4 separate regions of the Homo sapiens genome follow, and all the other regions are linked to region 1. The links are chromatin loops, found by intact Hi-C in ENCODE. Cell type or tissue: gastrocnemius medialis. All regions are shown on one strand. Region 1 overlaps PHYHIPL (phytanoyl-CoA 2-hydroxylase interacting protein like). Region 2 overlaps CCDC6 (coiled-coil domain containing 6). Region 3 holds the start of FAM13C (family with sequence similarity 13 member C). Region 4 has its middle 100 kb from the start of FAM13C.

Region 1 (5,000 bases):
TCCTTCCTTCCTGTTTCAGAAACTTCCTTTAGGATAGATATGCTGTTGACAAATCCCCTTAGTTTTCCTTCATCTGAGCATATCTTAATTCCCTTTTATTATTGAAGGATATTTTCACCGGATATAGGATTCTCAGTTGACAGTGCTCGTTCAGCATTTGAAAATATTGTGTCACTTTCTTTTGCTAGGTAATTTCTGATGATGATGTCATTCAAATTGTTTTATTTTTCCTTATACATAAGGTGTCTTGTATCTCACCACTTTCAATGTTTTTTTTTTTTCCTTTGGCCTGCAGTTTTCAGTTTGTAATATATCTTGGCATGGATTTCTTTGGGTTTATCCCATTTAGGGTTTTCTCAGCTTGAATCTGTATGTTTATGTTGTTTGGCAAATTTGGGAACATTTCGGCTATTAATTCTATGAATACTTTTTCAGCCCCACCCTCTTTGTCTTTTCCTTCTTGACTTTAACAACATGAATATTAGATCTGCTATAGTCTCACATGTCCATAAGACTGATATATATTTTTCGGTGAGTTTTATCTCTGTTGTTCAATTTGCGTAATTTCTATTCTATCTTCAAGTTTACTGATTTTTTTCTCTTTGTCCTCTTGAATCTGCTGTGGAATCCATGGAGTCTATCCAGCTTTTGACTTTACTTACTGTGTTTTTATGTTCCAAAATTTTCATTTAATTCTTTGTATCTTCTATTTCTTTGCTGCTTCCGTTTTTATGTGTTTCAAGTGTGTTAGTATGTGCTTCTTGAACCATTTTTATGGTGGCTGCTTAAATATCTTTGTCAGATAATTCCAAGATCTGCATTATTTTGGTTTTTGTATCTTTGATTATCTTTTCTCATTCAGGTTAAGATTTTCCTGGTTCTTGGTGTGATACCTGAGTTCCATTTGTATCCTGGACATTTTAAGTTTTATGTTATTATATTCTGGATCATATTTAAATCTAGCATTTTTAGCAGGCCTCCTCCTGACTATCTACCAGTGGGTGAAGAGTATGGGGTAGTCACTTCATTGATGTCAGATGGGGCTAAAAGTCCAGGTTTCCTACTCAGTCTCCGGTGACACAGGGTAGGAGGGTCAGTTACTACTTGGAGGAGGTAGGAGTTTAGGCTCCCACTAAGCCTGTGCTAACATACTCTAGATCAGAGAGAGAAGGGGTGTCTCATTAGTACTTGACATGTGGCTTCACACACTATGAGGGCAAGCCTCATTTTCTTTGGGCAGTGGTGGAAAATCCAGGCTCCCTATTCAGGCTTCTCTGATACCACCCTAGCAGAGGATGGAAGGAGAAGGGTGTCCCCTTACAGATGTGAGAGGATAGAGGTCTAGGTTCCTCACTTAGCCTTGGCTGGTACATGAGGGACTACGGTTTGTTTGTTTTTTTCCTATACTGTTTGCCTGGGGTATGGTGGTTATTGTCTAAAAGGTTTCTGTATTCAAAGTCATCTCAGTCTCTTTCCCAATCCTGTGGGTAAAGGGAACATACTTTCTGGTGTTCTTTATTTCTTTTTTGTCTGTGCTCATTGGCACAGACAAAAGAGATATCTTTGTATCCCATTAACATATTGAAGTGCTCAATAATGACTGTTTCTTGAGTGAAGAGTAAACAATAGATAGATGTGGGCGAAATAAGGAAAAGAGAATCTACCCATCTTGTCCCTGTTCAAAATTTCTCGCCCTTGTTACATTCTCATTAACAAAATCCAAATATCTATGATATGTGTCCTACATGGATCTATAAGTGCAATTACATGAAATAATAACAGCAACATATATATAAACAGAAAATATGTACTAGAACCTACACTTTGAGGATATACAATTTGACACCAGAGGTAGAGGAATTCCTACACATGTCTACCAATCTCAGTGAATTCCTGAAACCCTTCAGATATAAAAGGAGTTTTAAGGACAATTAGACTACCTAGTGAATATGAACAAGAGGTAAGAAAGAAAGTGGTGTTTTCATTTGGAGTATGGGAAAGTAATGTTCATTTAGGAATTCATTTCTAGAGGAAGAGGTCAAAATGAGTTGATTTCTTATGGACTGAGTAAGTATTTATCCAGTTTTTCATAATTCAAAATGGATTATAAACTTTGGAAAGTGTATCCAGTAATTAAAAGTTTCCTTTCTATTCAAGCATTCTGAATAACAAGATGATATTTAAAATGGATTTTAATCAAGGAAATGTGTCTTAATTAGAGTTAATGACAAAAAGAAAATCAACATCCATGGAATTTATGTCTACTACTTTTTAATAAGGCTTCTTAAAAAAGCAATGTTGAAAAATTATACCACTCTGTGGAAAGTATATTTATTTATACGTACTGCACCAAGACATATTTTACATGGATTTTATAACTATCATTATGGAAAACTTAACAAAGGTAAATTTTCTTGTTAGTAAACACAGCTTTCATACTGGTAGCTGGGAGTAAAATCATGCAATATACACAATAATTATCCATTTTCTAGGCACTCTGTCTTTATTTATTTATTCTTGGAAGCATTTTTGAAAACAGATGAAGCAAACTTTAGATTACTAAAGGACCTAAAAACAAAGGCCAGTTCCCATCTAAGGGACAGAGAAAAATCACAGAGAGATACTGCCCTCCAGTGGCCACCTAAAATAGATATTGGCAATGTTCCAGGAATATAAACCTAAAATCAAAGATGTAATTATTTATTCTTTTGATGTATTTCTTACCAAAGACAACAGAAATATGGAGGGGTTTTTTTTGTTTTCAAATTTTATGCGTAACAAATACAGACAGTCCCTGACTTATGATGGTTTGGCTTACAATTGTTTGACTTTATGATGGTGTGAAAATGATGCACATTCAGTAGAAACTGTACTTTGAATGTTGATCTTTTCAACACTTTTTTTTTTTATAAAATAGACTTTCTGTTAGATAATTTTGCCCAACTGTAGGCTAACGTAAGTTATCTGAAAATGTTTAAGGAGGCTAGGCTAAGCTATGATGTTTTGTAAGTTAGGTGTATTAAATGAATTTTCAACTTGATATTTTCAACTTACAATGGGTTTAACAGGACATAACCCCATTGCAAGTCAAGGAGCATCTGTATAAAGAAACACCTTCCTTGCTAAGTCTATATGGTCATTGCCAATCCACAACTGACAAGCACAATAATTTATGTTATATCTATCAGTCTGTACTCTCTAAATTAGGTGAATGGTATCTACCAGGAAATATATGGACTCTAGGGTATATACCAATTGAGAAAATGAAGGACTAAACTCTGTATTTATAAGATATTCAAACAAATGGCAGGAATATTTTTTCACCATCAAAATATATAAAAATACATTCTATTGCTAAGTACTTAATTTGAAGAACACAGATGCCTACGTGTGTTCTTCTCTCTCTGATTCCTGTTGCATTTTCCACAGCTTGAAGCTGATTTAAATCTGGAACCATGGTCTTCAAACAAACAAATACAAAGAACACAACAAAGTTTCCTAAATATTTTTCATACATAGTCCTGTCAACTTAAGATGCTTTAGAGTCTGAAGTGAAGCTTTTAAAATGATAAATTATAGGGAATGCTGTGTAAGAAGTTTTACAACCTATATAGCATTTGCCATTTTAAAAGCCTTAGTGAGACTAAGGCTTTTAAAACACAAAACAGACATCTGGCTATTTATTCTCTTCAAATTTTCTTCTACAAATATGAAAGTGCTGTAAATATAAAAACTACCTGCAGGATAGAGTTCTTTTAACTTCTCAGGAACTGCTTCCAGGGATAAACATAGGCTATCTTAGAAATTCTAGTAAAATCACTAGAATTTAAAAGTAAACAAAGGAGATTATCCTCATGATAATTAATTCAAGATAACAGCTGATATGTTTTGGCTGTGTCCCCACCCAAATCTCATCTTGAATTGTAACTCCCACAATTCCCACATGTCATGGGAGGAACCCAGTGGGAGTTGATTGAATTATGGGGAGGGGGAAATCTTTCCTGTGCTGTTCTCATGATAGTGAATGAGTCTCATGAGATCTGATGGTTTTAAAAGGGGAGTTTCCGTGCACAAGCTCTCTTTTTGCCTGTTGCTATCCATGTAAGATGTGACTTGCTTCTCCTTGCCTTCCACCATGATTGTGAGGCCTCTCCAGCCATGTGGAACTGTAAGTCCAACAAACTTCTTTCTTTTTTAAATTGCCCAATCTCGGGTACATTTTATCAGCAGCCTGAAAAACACACTAATACAACAGCTAAAAGACTTCTACTTAGGTAGAAGTCTGCAAATCCCACCTGATTCACCATAATATTTCATTAAACAGTCACTCTTTTATACTCTCATTTTCAATGTCTTAAAAAGACCCATGAAAAGAGGAAAAAATTAGTAGTCAGTATGATGCAGACAGCAGGACGAGTGTGTACCTGAAATGCTCATCGATCTAAATACCACAGGTTTAAGATCCTCTAGTCAAATGGGCAGGAACTGGTATCACAAATGATTATGGAAAGGAATCTAAGTGAAATAGAAAAAAATCCCATGATCTTTTTCTACTTAATTTTTCTGGAAAATAAAATTCCATATCGTTATTTTGAAAAGAAATCTAGAATTGCTATTCGACAAAACTAGAGTCAAGGGAAACCTGAGCCTAGAATTTGAAACTATATTTAGTAAAACAAATCACTATATATTTTTGAATCTTACCGAACATAGTCAAAATATTCTTTGTGCTGATTACGATAAAAAACAGAAAACTTAAGCATGCGTCCTGCAATCACTTCAGCCTTCTCCAACAATTGTGTTAGATGAACTTTTGAATAGTCTGGAAAAAACCCAAAAAGTCTGTTATTAAAAATATTGCACCAAAAGTACCAACCATATACTTAATAAATTGAAGATTATTAAAATTCACCTCTAGGGAATTCAACTTAATAAATAGGAAATTCCATTTAAAAAAGAAAATATTCATTGTCTGTGTGGCACATTTTTCTTCCTACAAA
Region 2 (5,000 bases), 570 kb before region 1:
ACCGCAATGAACATCTCTATACACGTGTTTGATACCTGTGCAGGAACACCTTCAGGATAGATTCCAGGAAGTGGATTTGTTGGGCCACATGGAATGTGCATTTTAAAAAGTTCAGTGGTTCCTACCTTTGTTTTCGTCTCTGAAGTTCCTTACAAATTCTTGTGCCGTGGAGCATCTGGGATGGTGTATCAGTATCATCCTTGGAGCCTTTGAGAAATATGGTGTAGTACTTTCCTATTTCTGCTATTACAAATTACCACAAACCTAGAGGCTCAAAACAATACAAACTTAACCATCTTACAGTTCTAAGATGGGACTCACTAGGCTAAAATCAGGGTGTCATCAGGGCAGCCATCCTTCTGGAGGTTGTTGGGGAGCCTCTGTTTCCTCGCCTTTTCCAGCTCTAGAGGCTGCCTGGATTCCCTGGCTTGTGGCCCCTTCCTTGCAGTCGTACCACCCCACCTCTGCCTCTGTTGTTACATCTTCTTTTCACTCTGATTCCCCTGCCTCCCTTTATTAGGATCCTTGTGATTATGTTGGGCCCACTGTGATAATCTAGGATAATCTACCCATCTCAAGCCCCTTAACTTAATCACTTCTGCAAAGGCCCTTCTGTCAAGTGAGGTTAGTAGCATTTATAGGTTTTGGGGATTAGCATGTGGACATCTTTAGGGAATCACTATTCTAGCACCATACAGGTTTCTGGGCTTACTCCATGGAGTAAAAAAGGAGCATATTAAAAAAATATATATATAAGTAATCCTGATGTGGACCTCAGGTTGTTAATTACTATGTGTGTTTGGTGGAAATCAAATGAGATATATCAAATAGTTCTCAAATATTAGTTATTTTAAGATTTTTGAGTTTTTACCATGTGAGTACACAAACATCTTTCAGCACCTTCCTGAACTTTTTCCCGTGCTGTCAGTTTGCATTTTTCCTCCTCCTTTATACTGCTCCATCGTGCCCCTAGCAAAAATTTCAGAAGGAATTTGGGGAGAATGTATGCTTACTACTATCTCCATACTGCACTGTTTAGTCTGAAGAGACTGCAGATACTAACAGAGGCATTTGTAAGTGCTATTTCTGATTTTGTGAGGACAGAGAAAGCTGAACTAAAGAAGCAGCAGTGGCACTTAGCTGCTTGCAGTGATTGGATTGGGCCTAAAGGATGTGTTAGTGACTTTTCATCATCCATTCCTTGCATTCTCCTTAGGTTAGATGACCTGGGCCTCTTTTGGATGCAGCTATGGCAGGTGGCTCCTCACCCTCCAAGCTTGACTGCATCTGAACTTGAACCTCTCTCTCAACAGTTCTCAGCAATGTTTGAACGTTGGCATCGCCTGGCCAGCTTTTAATAGACCAGTGGCTAGGACTCATCCTTGGAATTCTGACTGAATTGGCTTGGGGTATAGTCTGGGCACTGGTATTTTCTAACTGTGAACTTGGAAGGGAATGCAAGCCATGCAGATCTTTGGATCATTTGGGAGCCACCTCTTTGGAATCTGTGTGGAAGTCATCCGCAGTTCACACCATCTTTGACTAAAATACAGTAAGTCCTTACTTCACATCATCCTTGGGTTCTTGGAAACTGAGACTTTAAGTGAAACAACTTTCTGTATAACCAAACCAATTTTACCGTAGGCTAACTGATACAAACAAGAGTTAAGTTCCTATGGCATACATATGTTGTTTCACTTAAAGTCACAGTTTCCAAGGATCTGTGGATGATGTTAAGTGAGGGCCTACTATATTGGGAGATGGCTGTAGACCTGGGGAAATATAAGCTGTGGCCCCTAAGTACTAGGGAGTTCTGTGTGCAAGAGGAAGGAGGAGGACTCATAGGAACAAATCTGGTCAGGTGAGGCTGTGTGCCAGCAGGGGGCAGCCAAGGAATGCTCTGGTGACAGCCTTCTGTGTGTGAGTCAGTGACACCCAGAGGTGTTGGACCTGGTGCCTTCTCTGTGCCTCTGTCTTCTAGGTCAATTGCTGAACTGCCAGGAAGTCTTCCCAGCCGATCACTGCAGGGGACATTCTTATCTATAGATATATTGTTTAAGGATCCCCCTGCTGAGTTCCCCGATGCTAAAGGATTGCCATTTTTTCTTTGAAAGACAATGTTCTCTGAAGTTATTGTTCTTGGAGCCTCACTAATGTTAATTCTGCAAAGGATTTCATGGTAGTCTCCAGCACCCTTCCTGTAAAAGGCATTATAAGAGTCCTATTATGGAAAAGAAAGTCAGCTTGCTCTGACAGTCACCCTTCTAGTTCTAGAAACAGCAAATACTCCAAGGGGTCAATCTTTTGTTTCCTGTAGAGCCAAGTGAAAAATTCTGCATGCTTGCATATTTGGGATCAAATAATTTAAATCGTTTATATTAAAAGTGTACTTTGTAAATATTTTCCCAGCATGCCTTCAATTAAAGAGATTTTTGTGTCTGGATTAGACAGCGGGGTTTCTGGCTATGTTGAAACAGCCAAGGGATTTAGTGTTTAGTGCACGTAATAGTGTTTAATAATTTTGGTATTTTTATTTGAATTTCTAAAATAAGGATATTCAAGAGCTTTTGTATATCTGTAATGATGCTGTCTTGGAAATCATTGAATACTTATCAGAAGTCTTTATTGGCTAAAATGCCAGACCTTTGTAGAGTTGCTTAAAACTGAAACTAATTTGATGGGCATTGAGAGTTGAAATAGGGTCAGTCTGTGGGAGAAAAATGCTCATTGTGGCATTCAGCTCCCTCCTTCTTCCCTAAATTTGGACCGAACTGACAATATGGAACAGCAGCCTACAGGAAACTCTCTTAGACGTGCTCATGGCCACTGAATTTGTAGCTGCTTTTCAGAAAAGAGAAGTATATGGAGATTTTACTTTTCCCAAGTTCATTGACAAAGACAAGGAAAAGAAATGAAGCAAGAAGATGGGTAGACACCACATTTTGTATTAGATAATTCTGGTTACTTGGTAGCAGATTCTGTGTGAGATAAACCAGAAAGGAATGGGGGCGGTGGGGAGGTTGTCAAAAGAGGAAGGAAGACGTGTTTTTCTTTTTTTGGAAGGTTGTGGAGTATGCCACAGAATCCTGTGAAGAATAACCTTGGAAGGACAAGAGTTTTGATGGCTCCGGGGAACTTAGCTGAAGCAGACCCTGGATCCCCATAAAGATGTCAGTTCCCCATTTCAGATTCCTGGGAGAGGTAGTCTAAGTGGCTCAGCCTGGGTCCAACAGCTAGTGCCAGGGCTAGTCAGCTCTGTCCTGGGAGATGGGTGCTGTAGCAGAGACCTGGATTTGTGGGGGAGCTCCTGAGGAAGGGGTATTTGTCATAAGCAAGATGCCATCCCTAGAGGTGCCAGCTATATACAGGACTTCACCTGCCCTCTGCCGCTACGTGTGTGTGAGTCAGGGTAACAGACAGCCACACACACACCACAAATTAGACTTGGAAATATTAATCTGAAGTTTTCTAGTTTACTATGTCAATGTCTATTCTCGTGAAAAGAATGTTAACTGTTATCACATGTTCTAGTACAGTGGTTCTTGGTGTGCCGCCACCACTGTGCACAGCGGGAATGCCAACAAGTGTCACAGGCTCCCCTAGATGGCTTGCTGTGTCTGGAGTTGAGAGGCAGCCAAACTGGTGTCTAGAGCAGAGCCCATGGGCAGAATCTGGGCCTCCCTCCTTTCCCAGCTCTGGCAATGTAGAGAAGAGCTCTTGTAGTGGCTACTTGTAGACTCCAATTCCACCATTTCCTCTTCTACTTAAAGCACTTTAGAATGCAAATGAGTGGGAGTGACGATGCCTAACCTGCCAACACTGCCTTTTATATTTTTTTCTAAATGCAAATAATTGGTAAACTTTTATACTTGAGATAAACTTTAAATCCATATCTCATCTATGTGTGGGAGAATGAGAAAGACCAGATATCTTTTTTGTTTCTTTGTTTTTTGAGACAGAGTCTTGCTGTGTTGCCCAGGCTGAAGTGCAGTAGCTCAGTCTCGCTCACTACAACCTCCACCTCCTGAGTTCAAGCAGTTCTCCTGCCTCAGCCTCCCGAATAGCTGGGATTACAGGTGCCTGCCACCACGCCCAGCTAATGTTTGTATTTTTAGTAGAGACTGAGTTTCACCATGTTAGCCAGGCTGGTCTCGAACTCCTGACATCAGGTGATCCGCCTTCCTCAGCCTCCCCAAGTGCCAGGATTACAAGTGTGAGCCACCATACCCGACCAGAAAGACCATCTTGTAACAATTCCCTCTGTCTATGGCATAGGGGCTGAACTGAAGTCTCCTTTTTTTTAGATTTGGATATGATTGCATGAAACATGGTTTAATTGAAAACTCTGACTTTTCAGATTCAGAGAAAATGGCACAGTATCTGGAGGAGGAACGTCACATGAGAGAAGAGAACTTGAGGCTCCAGAGGAAGCTGCAGAGGGAGATGGAGAGAAGAGAAGCCCTCTGTCGACAGCTCTCCGAGAGTGAGTCCAGCTTAGAAATGGACGACGAAAGGTGTGTGCATGTCTTATGAGCCTTGTTTTTGTTTAAAAAATAAAACCCAGGTTCTACAGAGGTTTTCTTTGGTATCCTGTTAGGTGTATAAGGGGATGGCTTAAATATGTATTTATTGTGCTAATGAATGCCACTGCGTTATAGTAGATGCCAAGAATGGGATAAAGATTGAACATTTTCCTTAAACACAAAAAGATGAAAAAAATCACCTCTCTAAAATCATTTGGTGGGGAGAGAAATGGAGACAGGGTTATATTAGAGAAGCAGCAGAGTTTGCATTTGTTGTTGAATTAGTTTAATCCAGTGTCATATCTGTTTAAAGCATGGGAACATATTAATTCCTGTACTGTATAAGGATAAGCAAGCTATAGTGCAGCTCGAGGAAAACAGTGCATGCGTAGGTTGAAAAGAATCAGTAGGGACACAGGTGGGGGTTGTTGAAATCCCAAGGACTTGCCTTAACACACTTGATAACTTTTGAGCCTT
Region 3 (5,000 bases), 120 kb before region 1:
AAAAGCCACTTACAAAGACAATTTCTAAACCTGATTTAAGATGAAAACAAATGTCATAAGAATTAATTGAGAAGTAAAAATTAAAATGGTTGATTTTGTTATATACTGCCAAATAATGTTTTTTCAGGGATGTTTTGGTTTTTATCCATAATCAACTGTATCAACCAGTTGTTTTCATTGTATGTGGGTACTGCCTAAAACCTAATTTTGGTCCTTCCTATTCACGAGTTGCTGAGAATTTTTATTTCTTTTCCTTGGACATTATTGAATACTTGCATTTATTGGGTACATTTGTTATTTCATTTTATTTTCAAAGGGCCCAATTCATTTCATAGAATGAAAAAAAAACAGTATTTGGCAGTATATAAGAAAATCAACCATTTAATTAAGGTTGTTCTTAATTAAATGTCCAAGTCCTATTTCAAATTAAAAGCATTGAACATTTCCATTACAAGTGGATCACTGGGAGTATTTATAGGAGAAAAGTGTGATCTTTCTCCACACTGGAACACTTGGAATAAACACCATAGTCAATGAGTACAAGGGGTTTCTGGAAATTAACAACCATATGGGAAATTAACAACCATGTAATCTATGAAACCATAAGTCAGTCAGAAGGCTGAATATAGACTTACCTTCATCAGTCTGAATAAACAAAGAACAGATCTCACTTTGAAATGGCTAAATAATGAATACAGTGAAGCAGCGATGTCTCTTACTCCTGAACCTAGCTCAAATGAAATAGTAGGTGGCTTCGGAACAAATATGTACTGTATAGTTATACATACAAAGGATTAATATTCCTGAACTTATTTTAGTCCATAGAATTCAGTCTAAGACCATATTAGGTTTTTATTTAGCTGATTTTAAAAATATTTGGAGAGAGGAAAGCAAAATTGCAAAGAACCTTAATGAAACCTGTTTTTCTTTGAAAACTCAATTTTTATTTTTCAAGGTATAAATTTAAAAAGTTAAAATACAACTCTCATACAAACATAGGCAGGCAGCAGAGATCTATTCACTTATTAATGGGGAAAACTGTAAGATGATGAAGCTGGTTCCAAAAGCATTTTGAGGATCTGTGGATTTACAGGTATTTAGAAAGAAAGTTTGGTTAGATGCAAAATGATTATTTGGTTAGATGCAAAATTGGTTATCTTCCTATATTGCAATAAAATCATAAACGCTGCGATTATCTTTTTCTCTGAACAGGCTGAATAAAATGTGCAAGTGACCACAGAACTTCACTGTGGCTGGAATCTAATCAATAGTGAAGAGCAAAGCCAAACACAACTGGAGAATTAACTGGCCCCTGGGTGGACTTGTTAACCGATGTCTCAGTTTGACATTGAAAGGTCATGCTCTTCCCCATTATTTCCAAGTTTTGGTAAAGTTTTTAATTGCCCAATTAGAAAAATTATGAGTTTTTTGTTGTTATGTTAACTCATTAACTTACATAGGTTTGGACTAAAAACCACTATCCTAGCTGCTTCTGGGAGTAGAAAGATTAAAAAGGGGGATGGGAATCTTATTTCAAAATTCAAATAAAATAATTCAAATTCAAATAAGAATCTTTAATAGATGCTACATCCCATATCCAGGTCAACATGGCAGGAGAAATGAACAATACAAAGAGGGCAGAACAAATATCCCCAAGGGAAAGAAGCCAGTGGGGGGACTGACAGTCTTTCCTTTCCCTAACAAGGCTGCCTTTATTCAAAGGGATAGCGTTTGCGGATTCCGTCTCTCCATCCTTTGTAAAGGTGCTAGCTAGGGAGCTGAGCTCAAGCGGGCTGCTCTAGGCATAGCAAGCCCCACCCCTTGCACGGTGTCCTAATCACCAGCTAACCCCTGGAATAAATTCTCCACTCGCCCTGCGTGGGTTCATTCACAGCTCTGTAGTCCGGGGCTGGGCGCTTCCTCTCTGGGACTGAAATAAGAGCGCTCTAGACAGATCAGGTGTGATGCAGCCAGCCCTGCTTTAGAGCCTATTCTTTTTCCTAGGCAACAAAAAACACACACACAAAATAAAACACCAAACAGCAGCAATATCCCCCTCCCCCTTCTTGTTCTCTCCTGACTTTTTCTGAACGATGGATGAATCTCTGCGAGCCTCCATCCCTGGGGGTGGGGTGGGAGTGTGGGGGGTTGGGGTGAGCTCTGTAAAATTGGTAGGAGACATGTGGAAGAAAGCAAGTCTCCCGGGTATTTCAGCACTTCGGCAGAAACACTGGGGCATTCTCATTGCCAGCCTCGGGGGGTGGCTGGCACAAAGAGCCCAAGATTAAACGCGGCGCCTGGGCTGGCGAGGTCGGGGTCGTGTGGTAACTCTCCAGGTGCTCCTCGCTGGATCCCGGGGTCCCAGCCCCGCCGCCGCGCCCCGCCCAGCTCTGTCCCCGCAGCCTCGCGGGCTGCCGGGCTTTGTGGTTCGCCCGTGCCGCTGGGCCCCTGCTGGGGGTGTCGTTACGAGCATGTGCAGACAGCAGCCCAAGGTAGAGCGAGCGTGCCGGGCGAGCCCGGAGACTTGCCTTGCAATGCCATGTTTGTGTATGTGCTCTAACTCCCGGAGAGCAATCAGGGAGACGGCTCCCCGGCCAGACTTGGCTGATGTTTTCTTGTTTCTGTTTCAGCCTTCAGGATAATTCCTTCAGCAGCACCACTGTAACAGAGTAAGTGATTCTTACCATTAAAATTAGACTTGCATGCCTTTCTCTGGAAGCAACTATCGTGAAGGTATCCTCCACCGTTCCCAGCCGCTGTTCGTTTTAGATGCATTGTCTCCCGGAATCTGGGGCTGTGAAGACCGTGAGACGTGCTGACTGGTGGGGCCCAGAAATCTTTACAGGTTGAAACCAGCATTTTAGCAGCTGCGGGAGAGAAATTAAAACCAGCTGATTGCTTGCAGGAGCTCAGTGCTCCAAGATATGTGTTCTTGGAGCTCAGATTTTTAAAAATCCATTTGATGTGTTAGGAAGCTTTGTTGTATTTTGCCAACATTGGTGTCAGTTTTCATGGAGTGCACACTATATACATTTACAGCAATAGAAGATAGATGTGAAATGAGCTGAATTCCAGCATGTGGTAAACAGGCTAAACTTATCTTGGCCCTCTCTTGTCTACAGATTTTTAAGGCATATCAGAGTAAACTTTTTGTGCATGCCCTTTGTCATGTTTGTCTTCTGACTACAGAGATGTGACTATGGGACGAATGAGTCACCTAGTCCTATGGTTAAAGCTGTTGATTAGGGCAACTAACACCCTTCAAACATGGAATGAAGGAGTGTGAATGAAGGAGCGTACCAGCAAGCACAGTATTTTTTTAAAGATATTTATATGCTATAGTTTTAATTTTTGACATCCCTTCCTTAATGTTTTCCTAATATTATACTATATTTGTTAAAAATTAACAGGTAGTGTATTTTGCTAATACTGTATGTAATTTATATATACATATATATATATGAATATGTACTTCATCTAGCATTCTTTCTCTAGGCTAATTCATGATGTTTACTTCTGGGACCTTTGTAGAAGCCACTCTAAACATCTTTTCAGGAAAAAGGCATGTGTAAAGTTGTATCCTCAACTACATTTAAAAAATGTTATGAGTTTGATGTAGAAGGCTTAACTAACTGGGGAGCTGTTTGCTAAAATTCCCTAAAAAGCAAATAAATGTTTTGCTTTTGGCTTCCAAGTCCTGCCACTATCACAATGACTTGGTGAGGGAGGGATAAGGTTTACAGTGCTTCCTAGGCCCTCTTGTTTTCCACATTCTTTTGTTTCTCTCTTTTGCTGTGCTGCTCCTTTAGTGTCCAGTTTTGAGCAGACTTAAGTGGAGTCACTTAAAAAAAAAAACAGGATTGACTTTAGAAGAAGCAATGTAAAATACTCATTTGGACCCACATTCTGTTTATAAGATTGCTTGGTAACCTGTGCTGCAATGTTGCTTTTCTAAAGGCCTGAGAGAAGGGGAGAGAGGTGTGCCAAAGTGTGCATCTGCAGGCCGAAGATGAGGCCTGGACTTCCTGCTCCAGGTGCACAGGTACTGCTCTCCTCCCTTTGCTGTGCTTAAAGTACTAAGTGCTTTCTGGCCCCGATTCTCAGGAGCCTGGTGTGGCCAAATCCTCGGTCAGTCACAGGCACGGCAGGTTCAAAATGGAGACACTTAGCTCCAGATTTCACGTGGACTTTTTTTTTTTTTTTTTTTTTTTTTTCTGTAGAGGTTTCGTGGTTAAATGCTGGGGAGAGCCTGGTGCCTTGTCTTTGGACACTCCCCAAGGAGTTCTGATTGCATAAGATCATGTTTTTACTTTCAGAGGAGTGACAGTGATTTATTTTAAAAGGCACTGAGAGATAATTGGTATGCCATTTGGCTAATATAAAAATCTAAGGAGCCTATTGAGAACATACCAAAAGCTTCATAGGTATAACACATCATTGACTAGGACTGTTTAAAACTAGTCATTGCCACAATAACATTTTCCCCTCACCTCAGTAATATGACCCATATCCCGTGCTTCTCTGGGCATGACCCCATAGCCCTCAGGACCAAGGTGCTATATCCTGAGACACAGACATAGCAGGTTCTCAGGAAATGTTTGGGTGTGGTCTTGGCCTACACGGAGGAGGGACTTTTCTCCCCTCTATGTTCTGGATACAAGAAGAGCTCCTCTGCCTCCTGTCCCCACCCCATTCCTACATCCTTCTACTCACACCCACTTATTTTCTTCGATGCCTGAAATTTCACCTAGAGATGATTTCTTTGGATGAAGGCCTCTGGTAGTGACCCTTATTAAATTGGAAATTAAAAAGTTTGTGCCCTTGGGAAGTGGATTCAAATTGTCATGAATACTTTAATATGAATTATTTTACCTAACCTATTTTCTAACCTGTTATGGTTATGGTTATGCTTGGCCAGCTGGGAGTCCTAGAAGAGTCAAGGGGAAAGGGAAATTGGGAGGGACTCAAGGACAGATTTTATTTTCTTCTTGGTTTTTCCC
Region 4 (5,000 bases), 220 kb before region 1:
TTATCTTACAGTGTTTTTTATTTCTAGCATTTCCTTTTGATTCTTTCTTAGAGTTTCCATTTCTCTCTTTACATTACACATCTGTTCTTGCAGGTTGCCCACCTTTTCCATTAGAGCCCTTAATATAATAATCAAAGTTACTTTAGATTCCAGGTCTTATAATTCCAAAATCTGTATCATATCTGAATCTGGTTCTGATACTTGCTTTGTCACTTCAGAATTCATTTTTACATTCCTGGTAATTTTTGTTGAAAGCCAAACACGATATAACTTGTAGTAACAAGTGAGAGAAATAGACTTTTAGTGTGAGGTTTTATGCTGCTGTAGCTATGAGTTATGTTGCTTATAATGTCTGTTGTAGCTGTAGGTGCTATGAATTTCAAAATCCTTTAGTGTTCTTCTTTTTGTCCCCATTGCTGTCTTTGGGCTTTCCAAGAATTCCTTCTTAAAACAGTCTAAGTGGTAATCCATGTTTATACTGAGGCCCTATTGAAGTGATGCTAAGGAGTGAGTAAGGGGTCGTATTCAGTAATCTTAAGATTAGCTGAGTTTTTGTGGGCCTGTGTCTTGTGGGCTGTAAGTTTCACTACAACTTCTTTTTTTCCCCTCTTCTTGCTCCTCGAGTGAGATAGAAGGCTAAAGAGATCTGGAATTGGGTATTGCTCCTCTGCCTATATGAGATAAGGTTCTGCTGAAGTCTTTTTCACTTGAGCAGAGCAAATTGTTGTGAAGAACACACTGAAAACATTTCAAAATGATCATTTTCCCCCTTCCCTTGCTAAAGATATGAGGTGATTTTTTCTTGGCTCTTTATTGTGGGAACCTGGTGAGGTTCCTGGAGGTAAAATCTATCTATGAAAGTTGGGTAGGCCTCCCTAAGACTTGAGTCCCCAGGTTTTCTCATTCTCATGCTAGCCTACATTCAGCCTAGAGCAATTTATCCAAATAACTATTTAGGTAGTTCTACTAATGTATGACTCCAGTAACTTCTGCTCTGGGCTAGCTAATCTTGGCTGTGTTTCTTCATATTCTCATCTCTCCAGATTTCAGAGTGGCTGTTTATCCTGCGACTTCAATTTTCTGATGGTCCAAGAAAAGTTATTGATTTTCAGTTTGTTCAGCGTTTTTTTTTCTTGTTCTAAAGTTCGGAGCGACAATTTCTAAGCTCTTACTTGTCAGAACTGAACATGAAAGTCTCTTAACATTCATTTTTTTTGTGTTTGAAAACTTCTTCAAACAAGAGGCAATGACAAATGGTCCTCTAGAAATTTAAGCTACAGTTATTGTTAAAATTTTGTGAATTTGATAGATTGTTATCATCTTGGAAAGGATGGAAGGAATTTCAGCATTTTGAAGTGTAAAAGTAGAGACTGCTTCTGCTGTCTGATGGGCTAGCTAAAGATGTGTTTCCTTCTGATCTGAGGTGAAGCTAATTGGTGAGATATAATGTGTTTATCATAATTAAATTTTCAGTGTAGCAACATGAGTTATTTATCCCCCTCTGGACACTTGCAGAGATAGACCATTAAAAATCTTCTACCTTTTGCAAAATGTACAGGAAATAAAATAGCATTTCACCTGGTACTTTCCTGATCTGCAGGTATCAAACAAAGGGATGTGAAAATGGGAAATAGCAGCATATTTGAACTGTCAGGAGATACACTCAAGCTTAGTGGCTGGAAAATTACCACAAGTGTGCACATGCAGTCTTACAGAGGACATTAACAGGTGGTAGGGTCAAGGCAATTTATTTCAAAGTGTCTGCAGTCCTCAGAAAGAAATAAAATCACAACTTGATGTGATTAGTGAGTATCTAACTAGGCTGTGATACAATCATGAAATCCCAAACTGAGAAAGACCTATAGGGAACAAGGTGGTGGTTTTTGTTCTGTTAGATTTTATCAGAAGCAGCCAGAGGGCAGCACAGCAGTTTCATTTCAAATGGCAAAAAAGCTCTCCAAATGGACTCTTATGCCAAGGAAGTGAACCACAGATGGTGTTTCTTATTCAAGGTTCACAGACACCTCCCACAAACACCAGACAAAGATACAGTCAGGCATTCAAATGAGAATAAGAAGAAATATCTAGAATTCAGAGAAGCTGACTAAAAAAATGGCAGCAAAACCTTCATCTACCAATAATAGCAGGTAGGAAAAAGATGGGCAATGAGAAAATAGGCAGATTTATTAAATAGCACCCTTCAATCTTAAACAGAACTGGGAGAAAAGTTTTAAAAACAAAATAATTTATGGCATATATCTAATTTTTTAACTCACTCACCTAAATACCTTTTGGAATCTGTTTTAAAGCCAAGCCAGCATTAGCCCAATGGCTTGCACTGTCTGCCCATCTACTTTCAGAAATGACCCCTGAAAAATTAAAGTAGAGAATAATGACCCTGAGCCCATAAAAACAGATTTAATTTCATTCACCAGATTTGTACTCTTAAGGATGACTCATACATTTTAGAAAGTTTATTTTTGCAAAAGTTGATTTGCCTAATCCTTAGGTAATCAGAAAATCTGATTAAGAAGAGAATTCCATTATCATTTACTATTTTTGTTAGTGTATTCCTTTTATCTATTGTTCTTTGGCCTGGACCATTGTCAGTTATATTCAAAGACATTTGGGATGTAACATTTGGTCCATGAAGCAGAGTGGGTTAAATCGAGATTAATTTTTCTTAGTTTATAACAACATAACAAATTTAAACTAAGCTAACAATTCTATTGCATCATTTCTATAATCACAAGCTACTGTCCAGTAAGAGACTTGATCCATAAATTTATGGGCCATTTTTTTCTGAACCCTAAGTCAGAGTTCATGTTATGTGTGAGAATACTTTTGTGGATAATGATAGATTTGTCAAAATGTTAGATTTTCCTAGAAATTCAAGATGTATATTCACTGTATCCACCATTACTCTTCCATTGGCTTGGAAAAGTTTGGAGACCTCACTAAGAGACGGCCCAATCCATTCATTCACGCATTTAAGGTTCAGCCTTTCCAGCTGTCCAGGAAATCAAATAGAGCAGAAGGTCATCTGGTTGGAGTTGCTTCATTTCTGCATAACACATGTGCAAAGCACTTCCTAACTAGAAGATGAGCCTATCTTAAATGTCACTGTGATGGAGAAGCATGTTCTCCCTTTTTTGACAGATGATTCACTTAAGTCTGGGTCGCGGACTTTCCACCACCTGGCCTTGCCTCAAATGAAGTTTTTGACCAGTTCAAAACCTGTAATTAACAAAAGCAAAAGGTTTTGGTTGCTTCTGATTCATGTTAAGGTCAACCAGTGGAAATAATAGTTCCAGGCCAATTTATAAAGGCTGAGAATGTCAGTAGTTACTTGTTTTGGAAAAGTGAGCAGACAAAAATAACAAAGACAGAGGCAAGGGTTCAAGACTTGGTATTTTGGTTTGTTTGTTAGACATTTTTCCCCCTTGGGAAGTGCTGGTGTGTTTTGTACTTTTTCAAAATATCAATGTGGAGACAAGAGTGTGCTTAATTTGATGACATATGGAAAGCTACTTATCAGTCTTTCACCTCTTGCATTTTAATGTGGTTATTACTGTAATATTACCATTATCATGCTTGCCATCATTTTTACTCATTTAATTATTTCATTCAATAAATATTCCTAAAGTATCTATAAGTGAAAAGCACAGACAGCATGACTGCTCTCCTTTTCCTCTGCTCCTCCATGTCCCCCTTTCAAATATATCTTAATAACTACTAGTCATTTTTGGCATTTTTTATGATTTAGTAAACAACAAGTGTTAACCGGTAATCTATAAGGTCATAAGCAGTATAGACCTTTTCATGGCACGAGCCACTCCTGGACACAGTCCTGTATGTGTGTGTATATGAATGTATGTATTCATATCAGGTCAACTCTGATCTCAGCACCCTTGTAAACATCCTTTCCTGCTAATTATTTCTTCTTCCTTTCCTCCCTGAATATCTGCATCACAGGCCTGAAGGGCTTTATGTCTTTATGTGTCAAGTGGATATAAAGCAACTCAAGCCAGATGACCTTCTGCTTTATTTGAATGTCTGGACAGCTGGAAAGATTGAACCTTAAAGGAGTGAAGGAAAGAAAGGAAGGAAGGAAGGAAGGAAGGAAGGAAGGAAGGAAGGAAGGAAGGAAGGAAGGAAAGAAGGAAAGAAGGAAGGAAAGAAGGGATTGGGCAGTTTCTCAGTGAGGTCTCCAAACTTTTCTAAGCCAATAGAAAAGGGTAATGGTAGATATAGTGACTATACATCCTGAATTTCTAGGCAAATTCATCACTTTGAAAAATATATTACTATTTACAAAAGTATTCTCAAACTTACCATGTACCCTGATTTATGGTTCTGAAAAAATAGCACATAAATTTATATCTTTTCAAGATGGGAGCTAACAGTTGCTTAGTTGTTGTCACTCAAAGGATGTTTTCCTATTCATGGGGAATATTTGAAGGGTAAAAAGTCTTCAAGATTCAAAGCAATATATCTCTAATACAAGAATTTCAGGTTACTTGAGGTCTTGGTGGAGATAGATTAGTTTTTGGCCAGAGGATGGCCTGGCACACCTCATTTCATTTCACAGCAAGCAACCCATCACCCATTCTGCCTATAACTAAGGTCCAACTGACCCTCTTCATGTACTTGACAGCTGATAATTCCTTCAGACTCTGCCATGCACATCTTCTGGGTGTAGTGTATTCAACTGAGGCAGAGGGGAATGGAAGAATGCACTAAAGCTGTACTTAAGAGGCCAAGTGTTAATCCTTTGGGAGTAAATTCTTTCGGGTTGGATTCAGCACCAGTTTCATGTTTGGCATCTGGAAGTTATAGATTCTATAGTACTTTGAGAGTGGAGGCTGTGTCTTATAAAACTAAATATCCTTTCAAGCACCTTATACAAAAAGGTGCTCAATAATTCCTTAGTGTTACAGAGTTATAAATACAGTGGTTGCTCTGTTAATCAGAGAGAAATATATCTGTCCTGATTTTTG

What was found. Hi-C counts contacts between places; a loop is a spot of excess contacts. Peaks named below come from ENCODE experiments on the same cell type or tissue, not always from the same donor. Only the 100,000 strongest peaks of a DNase experiment are listed, where the experiment ranks them.
Region 2: it touches region 1 in a loop (3-fold over the local background); 22 of 110 quality-filtered maps call a loop at or near these places.
Region 3: a loop joins it to region 1, with 2.1 times the contacts of the local background. A loop is called at or near these places in 20 of 110 quality-filtered maps.
Region 4: a loop joins it to region 1, with 11 times the contacts of the local background. A loop is called at or near these places in 52 of 110 quality-filtered maps.

The regions. Positions count from the first base shown.
Region 1 is chr10:59,238,410-59,243,409 of GRCh38, reverse strand. It overlaps PHYHIPL (phytanoyl-CoA 2-hydroxylase interacting protein like), which reads right to left. Exons shown (of 5, transcript NM_032439.4): 4 at 4,705-4,822. Among named protein-coding and RNA genes, the nearest start is that of PHYHIPL, 64 kb to the right of the region's middle. In gastrocnemius medialis, a CTCF peak has its summit at 2,631 (motif pointing left); no DNase peak of the experiment used is centred here; H3K27ac peaks cover 354 bases.
Region 2 is chr10:59,806,436-59,811,435 of GRCh38, reverse strand. It overlaps CCDC6 (coiled-coil domain containing 6), which reads left to right. Exons shown (of 9, transcript NM_005436.5): 6 at 4,358-4,514. Among named protein-coding and RNA genes, the nearest start is that of MRLN, 55 kb to the right of the region's middle. In gastrocnemius medialis, a CTCF peak has its summit at 1,878 (motif pointing right); DNase peaks (open chromatin) are centred at 1,905, 3,348 and 3,605; H3K27ac peaks cover 3,518 bases.
Region 3 is chr10:59,360,068-59,365,067 of GRCh38, reverse strand. FAM13C (family with sequence similarity 13 member C) reads left to right here and starts at 2,519. Exons shown (of 14, transcript NM_198215.4): 1 at 2,519-2,669. The coding sequence starts at 2,608. It overlaps LOC124902428 (a long non-coding RNA gene), which reads right to left and starts at 3,169. Exons shown (of 2, transcript XR_007062148.1): 1 at 2,685-3,169; 2 at 1,554-2,000. In gastrocnemius medialis, a CTCF peak has its summit at 2,454; DNase peaks (open chromatin) are centred at 1,847 and 2,507; H3K4me3 peaks cover 3,333 bases; H3K27ac peaks cover 3,740 bases.
Region 4 is chr10:59,462,167-59,467,166 of GRCh38, reverse strand. No RefSeq gene overlaps it. Among named protein-coding and RNA genes, the nearest start is that of FAM13C, 100 kb to the right of the region's middle. In gastrocnemius medialis, a CTCF peak has its summit at 1,908; no DNase peak of the experiment used is centred here.